2 separate regions of the Homo sapiens genome follow, and region 1 is linked to region 2. The links are chromatin loops, found by intact Hi-C in ENCODE. Cell type or tissue: CD4-positive, alpha-beta T cell. All regions are shown on one strand.

Region 1 (5,000 bases), 920 kb after region 2:
GTTTTAGCAATATTCAAAGCTCTACTTCAATTAAGTCAGGTGACAGGCTGGGTCTGAGCCTTAGTTGCTTTATCAGTTGATCAATAAATACAGGGTAATATCAGTACCTATTTCCCAGGACTCCCAGAAGTGAGGGGGACTGAGTGAGACAAAGCTCATGATAGTGTATGGCACATGCTAAGCATTAGCTATCGTTTTACATGTATTATTAATGAAACAAAAGGAGTGCTGACTTCAAAAGCTGCTGGTATTAAAAACTGCACAGGATTTACTTGGAAAAAATTAGCTCTGTCATTAAAAATGATTGAATAAAGCACCTGAAGTTTTAACCTGGACTGAGGATTTTTCCATTTCAGTTTTAATAATATTAGAAAGTTCATGATTAAAGGAACCATAAAGAAATAATTTCTGCCCAGGTGTGGTGGCTCACGCCTGTAATCCCAGCACTTTGGGAGGCGGAGGCAGGCAGATCACTTGAGGTAAGAAGTTCAAGACCAGCCTGGCCCACATGGCGAAACCCTGGCTCTACTAAAAATACAAAAATTAGCTGGGCGTGGTGGCACATGCTTGTAATCCCATCTACTCAGGAGGCTGAGGTGGGAGGATCACTTGAACCTGGGAGGCAGAGGCTGCAGTGAGGCGAGATTGCGCCACTGCACTCCAGCCTGGGCAACAAAGTGAGACTCCATCTCAAAAAAAAACAAGAAAGAAAAGAAAGAATTTCTGAGTATCTGGCTTGGCCCTTGACACAGGGTTGTTGTCCACAACCCCTTCATCTTGCCCATCAATAGTAGTCCAAGGTTAGTACACCATCCCTAGTGGTTCCCCTGCGCCCACATCTCTGTGAATCATCCTTTGTGTATAAACTTCCCTCTAATTATCCTAATCTAAGTGGGCCATCTGTTTCCTGTTGGACCATGAATTATACAATCACTTTACACTCTCACTAGCAACACAAAAGAGTTCCCACATCATGCCATGCTTTACGCTTTGAGTTTTTTGTTTTTCTTTGGCAATTTGACAGGCAAAAAAAAAAAAAAAAAGGCAAATGTTATCTTTTTCTACTATTGTTTTTGCATTTTTTTGACTATCAGTGAGGCTGACCACTTTTCATGTTTATTTGCATTTTTATTCCCTGTTCTGAAAACCACTCATGTCTTTTACCCATTTCTTAATGTTTTTCTGATAAGTTTGAATGATCACTTCATATATATTTGTTATTTGGATGAAAGAAACAAATACCTACTTGACTTACCATAAGTAAGAATGGAAATTTACTCTGAGGACTTAGGAATGTCTCTAACGGAGACTACATAGAAGGATTTAATTAAGCCTCAGGAATGGACTCAGGATCAGGAACTGGAGTGTTATATTGAGGTTGGGAAGTCCTCTTGATCCGTATTTCGTCTCCTCCTATCTGCCTGTCAGCATCATTCTGCTTATCACTATAAAATGAATTGTTACTGCTTCTTGGTCCACATGGTAGAAAATGGTCACCACCAAATGGCCCCAAGTACAACTCCACTATTCAAAAGAGCAGCCAGCAGAGGTGAGAATCCTAGACTTAGTTCTAAATTCCTGGGTCAGGTGGCCAATTGAATGAAGGTCAGGTTGGACTAAGATGGCCAATTCGACTAAACCAGGTAGATAAGAGTGAAAAGGTTCCCAGGAAAGCAGTGTGACTAGCACAGACTACAAAGCTGTTCTAAAGTTTCAAAACCAAGAATATTACTATGCTATTATAATATTAATAATTTTAATGGTCACTGCTATACTTATGAAATGACCTTTTTCTAATGTCTAATAGCCTTACATAAATGGGATAACTATAAAGATATTTCATCCTAATTTAGTGTGAAAGATACATTAAGGTGGTATATTTTCTCTCCAAGAGAGGTTAGACTTTGGTGTCAGTTTTCACATAATTGCAGGCATAACAACTGTTGATTACGATGCTTAGTCACTGGCACAAATTCAGACTCCACTAATTAAATGGCAGCACAATCCCACTAAATTGAATAAACTAATTAAACGAATGTGGCTGGATTCGTTATAAAGTGAATTTCATATGTCAAGATGGACTATAACCTGTCAGTACAGCAGCCAAGCTTAAGCTCAAATGAACAACAGTTATGAGTAGTACACTTGAGTTGGTTTCAGGCAAAACCTCACAACAAACAGTCTAACCCCCAATGACCTTTTACAGAAAGATTAATAATATCATATCAATAAAAAGCTAAAACAAAATTACTCTCACTAAATAGTTATTACACTATAAATAAGCCAAAGCTTTTCCTTGGTGGGGAAGGCAGATGGTAAGGAGCGGGCAGAACAAGGGATGAACAGCAGTAGGCTAATTTTAGCAAGGCATCTGAGTTTATCAATCTCCAAACCTCAGTGGTTTCTGACATTGTGATAGATATCAAAGCTGGGTACCCAAGGGACCTCAGAGAACATCAGCGATGAAAGGAAGCGTAGAGATTAAGATCACCTCAGCTTCCATTCTGACCTGCGGCAGCCCTGGGTCTCAAATGCTCCTATTTAAGCTAACTTTTTGGCTTCTCAATAATCTACCCATCTTTCTTTCTACTCAGTCTAACTTCTCATGCAATTGTTAAGTCTCATACTTTTTTTGGATCTCTGTCTTACCCAATCCATCTCTGGGTTGGATTCTCTGTCCCTGGAACAAGTGCTGCTTCCCTGATTTCTATTCTAGGCACTAACACTGTATTTAAAATGAGCACTTCGTTATCAGTGCTTGACCAGTCCGGCTCTGTCTCCCATCCCTCCTTGGCCTGACCAGCGTGGCAGTGCTCATGAGTGCAGCTGCCACCTTCAAGTACTGCACAACAGCTGCTGTCTCATTCCTCATATGATGGTTATTAACGTCTTGTATATGCCCTCAAATTCTCCCTTTTTGACTGCTCTGTGAAAATAGATCTGGGACCTTTAAATATTTTTCCTTTGCTGACTGGCACTGAAGTTTTTTCAGTAGAGGACACTAGAGAGCCACTGACGGAGGAAAAGATTTTGCTTCCTGGTTCGGGTGTGTTCACTTCACAGGCTCCTATTGCATAGATATAGATGGCTTCTCCAGCACCAGGCTCTAGCTGTGTTGGCAGTTTTTCCAGTGCTTCTTTAGCTTCTGCCTGAGTTATTTTAGAAACTTGGGAGTCCTACACTTCAAGAAGCAGTCTATTAGGGAACAGCCAGAATGGATACAAAAATTTTCTTGAACTGAGCTGAACTCTGCCTACCTATTCTGCTCTATCTTGGGAGTAATTTCCTTGCTTGGAAGCAACACAGAATGACAACCTTCTTTCACATGATACCATCTCAGATATTTGAATGCAAATATCTTGCTTTTCCTCAGCTTCTTTTTCACTAGATTAAAAATATGCAGCCCCAGTCGGGCACAGTGGCTGACACCTATAATCCTGGCACTTTGGGAGGCAGAGCCAGGAGTTCAACACCAGTCTGGCCAACACGGTAAAACTCTGATTGTACTAAAAACGCAAAAATTAGCCGGGCATGGTGGTGGCGCGCCTGTAATCCTAGCTTCTTGGGAGGCTGAGGCAGGAGAATAGCTTGAACCTGGGAAGTGGAGGCTGCAGTGAGCCGAGATTGCGCCACTGCAATCCAGCCTGAGCAACAGAGCGAAACTCTGTCTCAAAAAAAAAAAAAAAAAAAAAAATTCAACCCTTTTAATCATCTCCTACAAGAACTCTCACCATCTTAATCATCTTCTGAATGCACCTCCCTGTCCAGCTTTGTTAGTGTTCTTTGTAAAGTACTGCCCCAGTAACAAAACACAATGCCCTTGACTCAGTCTGACAATCAATGTGACAATCCCAATGTAATGAAATGGAACTGTTTCTTGCTGTAATCAGATGCTGCATTTCTCTTCAATTAGTTAGGAGCCATACTAGCTTCTAGAATCCATCATTCATGAGTGGATCAACGGAAACTTCCAGATCCTTTGTACACAACTACCAAGCCAGGACTCCCTCATCCTATACATACTTTTCTCCCCCATTAAGAGAAACAACCTTTTCCTAGCATTGCTAAATCGGTTTTGTTTCTACCACTCTTCCTTTTTTTTTTTTTTTGAGATGGAGTCTCACTCTGTCGCTCAGGCTGGAGTGTGGTGGCGCGATCTCCGCTCATTGCAAGCTCCACCTCCCAGGTTTACGCGGTTCTGCTGCCGCAGCCTCCCGAGTAGTGGGGACTACAGGTGCCCACCACCACGCGTGGCTAATTTTTTTGTATTTTTAGTAGAGATGGGGTTTCACAGTGTTAGCCAGGATGGTCCCTATCTCCTGACCACATGATCTGCCCACCTCGGCCTCCCAAAGTGCTGGGATTACAGGCGTGAGCCACCGTGCCCAATCTGTTCCTAATATTCTTAAAGCAATGGTTAATATGTGCTTACTAAGTGCAGATTAGTCTGGTGCAGTGTAGGATGAGAATAATAAGACTCCAGAAAAAGACAATTCCACAGGACCTACAATGATATTTTATGTTTTGACATTGCTGGGCACAGGTACAGTTTATAATATGTTTATATCAGTAATAATAATATTAAATACTTCCAATACTACATATATGTACATATTATAAATAGCACTTTGGACAACTCATTAATTGAAGCCTTACTAATATTCCACAGACAATACACAAGAGTGACTAGTTCAAGAAATATATAATGTAGCTATGGCAATCTAGCCATTTCATTATATAAAGCAATAATTATATTGTAGTAGTATGAAAAGCCATTGAAAATATATCTAATATCTCAAAGTTATGCATTTGAAACTGATCAATAGTGACATCCAAATCTGACAAATTAAAAAACCAAGTATATAAGTGACGTAATTAAGTAAATAACATGACTTCATTATATGAAGTCATGCTAATATAGTTATTAATCTCTTTCTAAATATACCCTGAACTAGAGTGAATTAGTGTCAGTTATGATATTATATACTAAGACACGTTTT
Region 2 (5,000 bases):
TGAAAAGACTTCTGAGCTACCTCCAAAACCAATTTAATTTTTCTCATGAGCGACAAGGATATTTTAAACATAATGAATGGCTCAACTCTAAAGTCTGCTGTACTCTCTCCAACTAAACTATTAAGAATGCAGGCATTGATTCTGTGTTTATTGATATAAAGGAACTATTGTCAGAGAGGTGAATATACCCAAGCAAGTTGAATCAGGGCATTATAGATTCTTAGATTGCATAGTATAATCTGATTATGAATAGCAGGTGGTTAATGTACCAGAATAATACTGTCAGAAGAAGAATGGATAAGAATAGTCACCTATTAATGGTGTACATAACAAATACATGGCTTCATTTTTTATTTTTGTTTTTTACTAAAAAAGTAATAAAGGACTTTGGGTACAGGTGGTACAGTAAAGGGATGCTTTGATGCACCCCACTAATCCTAATACTCAGAAATTAGTGATAAAATATAAAAATGGGAACAAGACATAAGGATCGGAAGCTATAAGCATATTGAGCTCCAGTTTTGGAAGGAATGGGTCGGAAACAGGTTCCTGGGGATCAGACCCAAGCCATGCTTTGGAAATCACGTTCTAAAACTCTGACTACTATTTCTGATCGTTTTCTCGTCACTTTTTGGTTTTTCTTTTATGACTATCATATTCTTGAATTTTTGAATACATTAATTAAAGGTTGTGTGTGTGCATGTTTAATTTTGTTATGACTTTTTCGGGATTCTCTTTTGTTTCTCCAGTTATCACTATTTACTCCCACGGTGTTTCTATTTGTCTTGGATGTTTTTCTTTTATGTTACTTGTTTTCCTCATATACCTGGTTATTCTTAGCTTGTCTGTTAAGTTCTAAGAATGTAGGACTCTGAGGCTGGTGTGAGTTTCCTCTGATGTTACATTTCAATAGATTTAAGTAGGTTGGTTTTTCTGTAACTCTCTGGAGTGGGAAATCATACCAGGAGCAGTTTGTACTTGGGTGGGTGTCAACTATTAGATTTCAACTTACAGTAAGTGGGTAGGGAGCCAGGAGGGGAACCTCCCAAATGCCAAAGAGGAGGAACTCACTGTGGAGCATTTGCATTCACACTAGATGCCTTAAATTTCTCCCATTAGGTTCTGTTCAACTTTTAAAGGAAACGGCCCCACTGTTTTTTCAGGAGGGGAAACTCTGGCTGCCTGTCTTCTATGGAAGGGTTGGAGGAAGGGGAAAGTGGCATATCTCATTTTCTTGTAATTTTTCTGGCTCAGAGCCTCTGAGAAGTTTCAAAAGGGAATTTGGCTTCTGTTGATCTCTTATAAAATAGATGATTGGACAGTAATGTATTAAAACAATATTATGTTTGTTTCCCTCCCAAATGATGGAATGCATCACTTATTTAAAACAAAATGTTATGCTCTTAGTTTTCATAGAAGAACCATTTAAGAAATAATTACCACCTACAGGACATTTTGGGATCTTTTGCAAAACTGTATTTTTTCATTATATCACTTCAAATCCTTTATATAAAATCCATCCTAAGAACCCAGCTAACTAACTGGTACAGGCTCTAGTGATTTACCTAGTTAGTATAATATTACAAGTAAATGTCCTTGGTCAGAGGACCTGGTGATAGAGTCATATTGGAAATTCAAGCTCACTGTCACTATTAGAAAATAACTCCAAGTACTATGTCCTCTGCTGATTGGTTAAATGCATTGTTCTTACCTATGAGACTTTGTCATCTTTAGTACAATTGCTTAGCCTTTCTGTTTCCTCTTGGTATTTCTACCTCAAATAGAAAAATTTGCTCAGAATGTAATAATAATTTTTAAAACTTGGTATGGGAAACACCTGCACATGATGAAAGACAGTCATGCAATTGAATTGTCAATGATGAAGAAAGCAGCTTCAGATGAAAATTGCATGTTTGTTATGAGACGGAAAGAAAAAACCAAGCTTGACTAATGTTCTCACCTCTATATTAAGCAAGAGGAATGCCATCGACTGCACTCAGCACAATCTAGAAAAAACAACTTCCTATTTCTGATGCCATTTCCTTTTCATACCAGTATTATCTATCAGCCACTAGTAGTTCCCTTTACCACGACTGAAGGTTGCATCAAAGCAACCTATGTGTCAAGGAAAAGTTAGAATACGGATGAGTCCTCATGATATGCAGCCCCTTTGAAAAGGTCTGTGGACATCCCCCACTCGCTATAATTTGTATACGGTATAGGCAGCATGCTGGCAACCCAGGTTGAGGACATCTGAATATCAACTCCTACCACACCAAAGCAAAGGCAAATTTTCCCTTTGTTCATTTCACAGAAATAGAGGAACCCATCCCCTCTCCTCCAGTGACTGATGAAGAGGTAAAGATATTTTCAGAATATCACACATCAGAAGGCTAAGCAAGATACAGTATCTGGAAGGAGTTTGGAATTTAAGTTTCTACCACTTGCCAGCTGGGTAATCTTGAATAAATAGCCTAAATTTATTAAACTTCAATTTTTCTCATCTCTAAAATGGGGGTGATGATTTCCTCCTTATAAAATTATATTGCAAAGATGATGAGGCTTTATATATATGACATATATGGCACAGAGGTGAATTAACTGGCTTACTAGACAACCTAAACATATGTTCAGGATATAAGCAAAATGGGGGCCTCCAAAATGAAAAAATTAATTAGGTAAAAGTATGTGGTTCTTCAAAAGAAAACGATTGGGCCAGGCTCGGTGGCTCATGCCTGTAATCCCAGCACTTCAGGGGGCCAAGGCCAGTGGGTCACCTGAGGTCAGGAGTTAGAGACAAGGCTGGCCAATATGGTGAAACCCCGTCTCTACTAAAAATACAAAAATTAGCCAGGCGTGGTGGCGGGTGCCTGTAGTCCCAGCTACTCAGGAGGCTGAGGCAAGAGAATCACTTGAACCCGGGAGGTGGAGGTTGCAGTGAGCTGAGATCGTGTCACTGCACCCTAGCCTGGGTGACAGAGCCAGACTCCGTCTCAAAAAAAAAAAAAAAAAAAAGAAAGAAAGAAAACTATTGAACTAGTCGTCTTGATATTTTTAAAAAAAGCTTATTTATATTTTATCATACTTTTAAAAAATGCTTTTGGATACTTTGTTGCTACCTATTTTGATTACATATAGGAATGGAGCCATAAACTTTTCAGTGCCTTGTCATTCGAAGGATGTTCCTTTACCTCAGGTTTCCTCCTCTCTCTCTAGTCTATATCTGGGAGAGGTACACATATACCCAAACATTTTATTACATTGGGCATACCCAAACATTTTAATATATTTGTGCTGGTATACTTAGGAGCTAGCTTTTGACTTACAGCACATGTTTCCCTTGAAATAATTTAAGGCCATAAATATCTATGTCTGTTGTGTTGGTTTATTTTTTACCTGTATCCTTTCAGCCTACATTTTTCTATGTATTATCAAGTCCACAGACCCTGGGGACTAAAGGGCTTTTCAGGCATGTTGTTTGAAAAAAAAAAAAAAAAACTACCCAAAAAAGGTAGATAATTAATTACAAATGCATAGGTGGTAAATTTTTAAAATATAATGAGACTCACAGGTTTTCCACTATTTGATATTCTCTTTACAGAGTCAAATTGATGTACAGCAAAGCACACCAGGTACGTGCTCATGGGGACAGACTTCTCAAAAGTTGTTCGAGTCCATTTATCATCCACTGACTCTTCTTTCTATTGAAAAGAAAAGATAAACTTTTATCGATCAAAATATCAATCATATATATGCAAGACAAACAAATAAACGGTTGCCCCAAACCTTGCTTTCTAGCCAGAAGTCCTTTGTCAAAGCTTAGAGGTCAAATTGTTTGTGGTGATGTTGAAAAGACTACAGGAAAATTTACTTTGTTTTTAGAACTGTTAAAGACTGACTGAATTACACACTGTATCAGGTTTTTCAGGGAGAAATAAAATTTTGAGTGGACTATCAGTTAAATAGGAGTTTATCTGTCTACACTAAACACATCATGCTGACCATAATATTTCAGAGTACTGCAATCTCCTAATGAAAAACAGACTCGTGCTCAGATATTTGCTGATTCGACTGGCAGTAGGGCAATTGCTGTACCTGGTGTAGCGGAACATTGGCTTCTCTTTTCCGTCTTTGGTTGTCTACATCAAACACCAAAGGTATGGTCACCAAAGTCAGTGGCTCGGTCTCCATGGACAGAGAGGAGGATTCTATTGCTTGACACAACTACTGACCTATCTGGCTTGTTCTGTCCATGCCAGCTCTGCTGTCCTCACTGTCGATCACCAATCCTAACACTTCAACCACGAATACTTGCCCAACTCCTGCTTCCATTATTAAACATTTCCACATCTCCTGCAGCCACTCTATTTGGGATGGTTTAAAAAGAGATTAAGCGAGGGAGGCTGGATTAGAATGGGTGCGGCTGACACTTCAAGCACGGGTGTGCATGCCCTTGTATAATCGTGGTGGGGCTCCAGGCTACATTACTCTACCATAAAAACCTAGTAGTGTTAGTTTTGATGGCCTAAGAACCCAGAATATTCTCCTTCTTCCAGGACTACTATCTGGATCTAGTAGAAGGTAAAGTGTAACTCTGCACAGTGAAAAGGCCATAAGGGAAGTTCTTAAGCAGAAGTTGGTGACTTTGCCATTTTTTCCCCCCACCTTCATCTAGATTGGTGTGTCATACTTTAAGTTTATCCTTTCCTCTTTCTTCTCCAATCAAACCTTAGAAGAAAACAAATTGATAATTAATTCTCACTGAGGCATGGATGGCTGCTAAGAGTATATTTTAATCCTCTTAAGTGTTTATTTGCTTTATTTTGTTGTTGCTTTTTCAAGGAATATTTTATCATTTAAAAAGATGAATTTTAATGACAATATTTCAAATAGTGGATCAGAAAGATGGGAGACATAATTTGGGGCTGGTGTCCTTCTGATTATTATACCTAAAGATGAGGCTGACCCTTTTACATGTCGAATGTGTAAAGTATGTAAAC

What was found. Peaks named below come from ENCODE experiments on the same cell type or tissue, not always from the same donor. Only the 100,000 strongest peaks of a DNase experiment are listed, where the experiment ranks them.
Region 1: it touches region 2 in a loop (13-fold over the local background); 1 of 110 quality-filtered maps calls a loop at or near these places.

What each region holds. Positions count from the first base shown.
Region 1 is chr4:109,572,562-109,577,561 of GRCh38, reverse strand. All of the region lies in intron 1 of MCUB (mitochondrial calcium uniporter dominant negative subunit beta), which reads right to left. Among named protein-coding and RNA genes, the nearest start is that of MCUB, 15 kb to the right of the region's middle. In CD4-positive, alpha-beta T cell, a CTCF peak has its summit at 2,956; DNase peaks (open chromatin) are centred at 2,461 and 3,031.
Region 2 is chr4:110,489,734-110,494,733 of GRCh38, reverse strand. It overlaps ENPEP (glutamyl aminopeptidase), which reads right to left. Exons shown (of 20, transcript NM_001977.4): 3 at 3,570-3,701. Among named protein-coding and RNA genes, the nearest start is that of ENPEP, 16 kb to the right of the region's middle. In CD4-positive, alpha-beta T cell, no CTCF peak of the experiment used is centred here; a DNase peak (open chromatin) is centred at 2,033.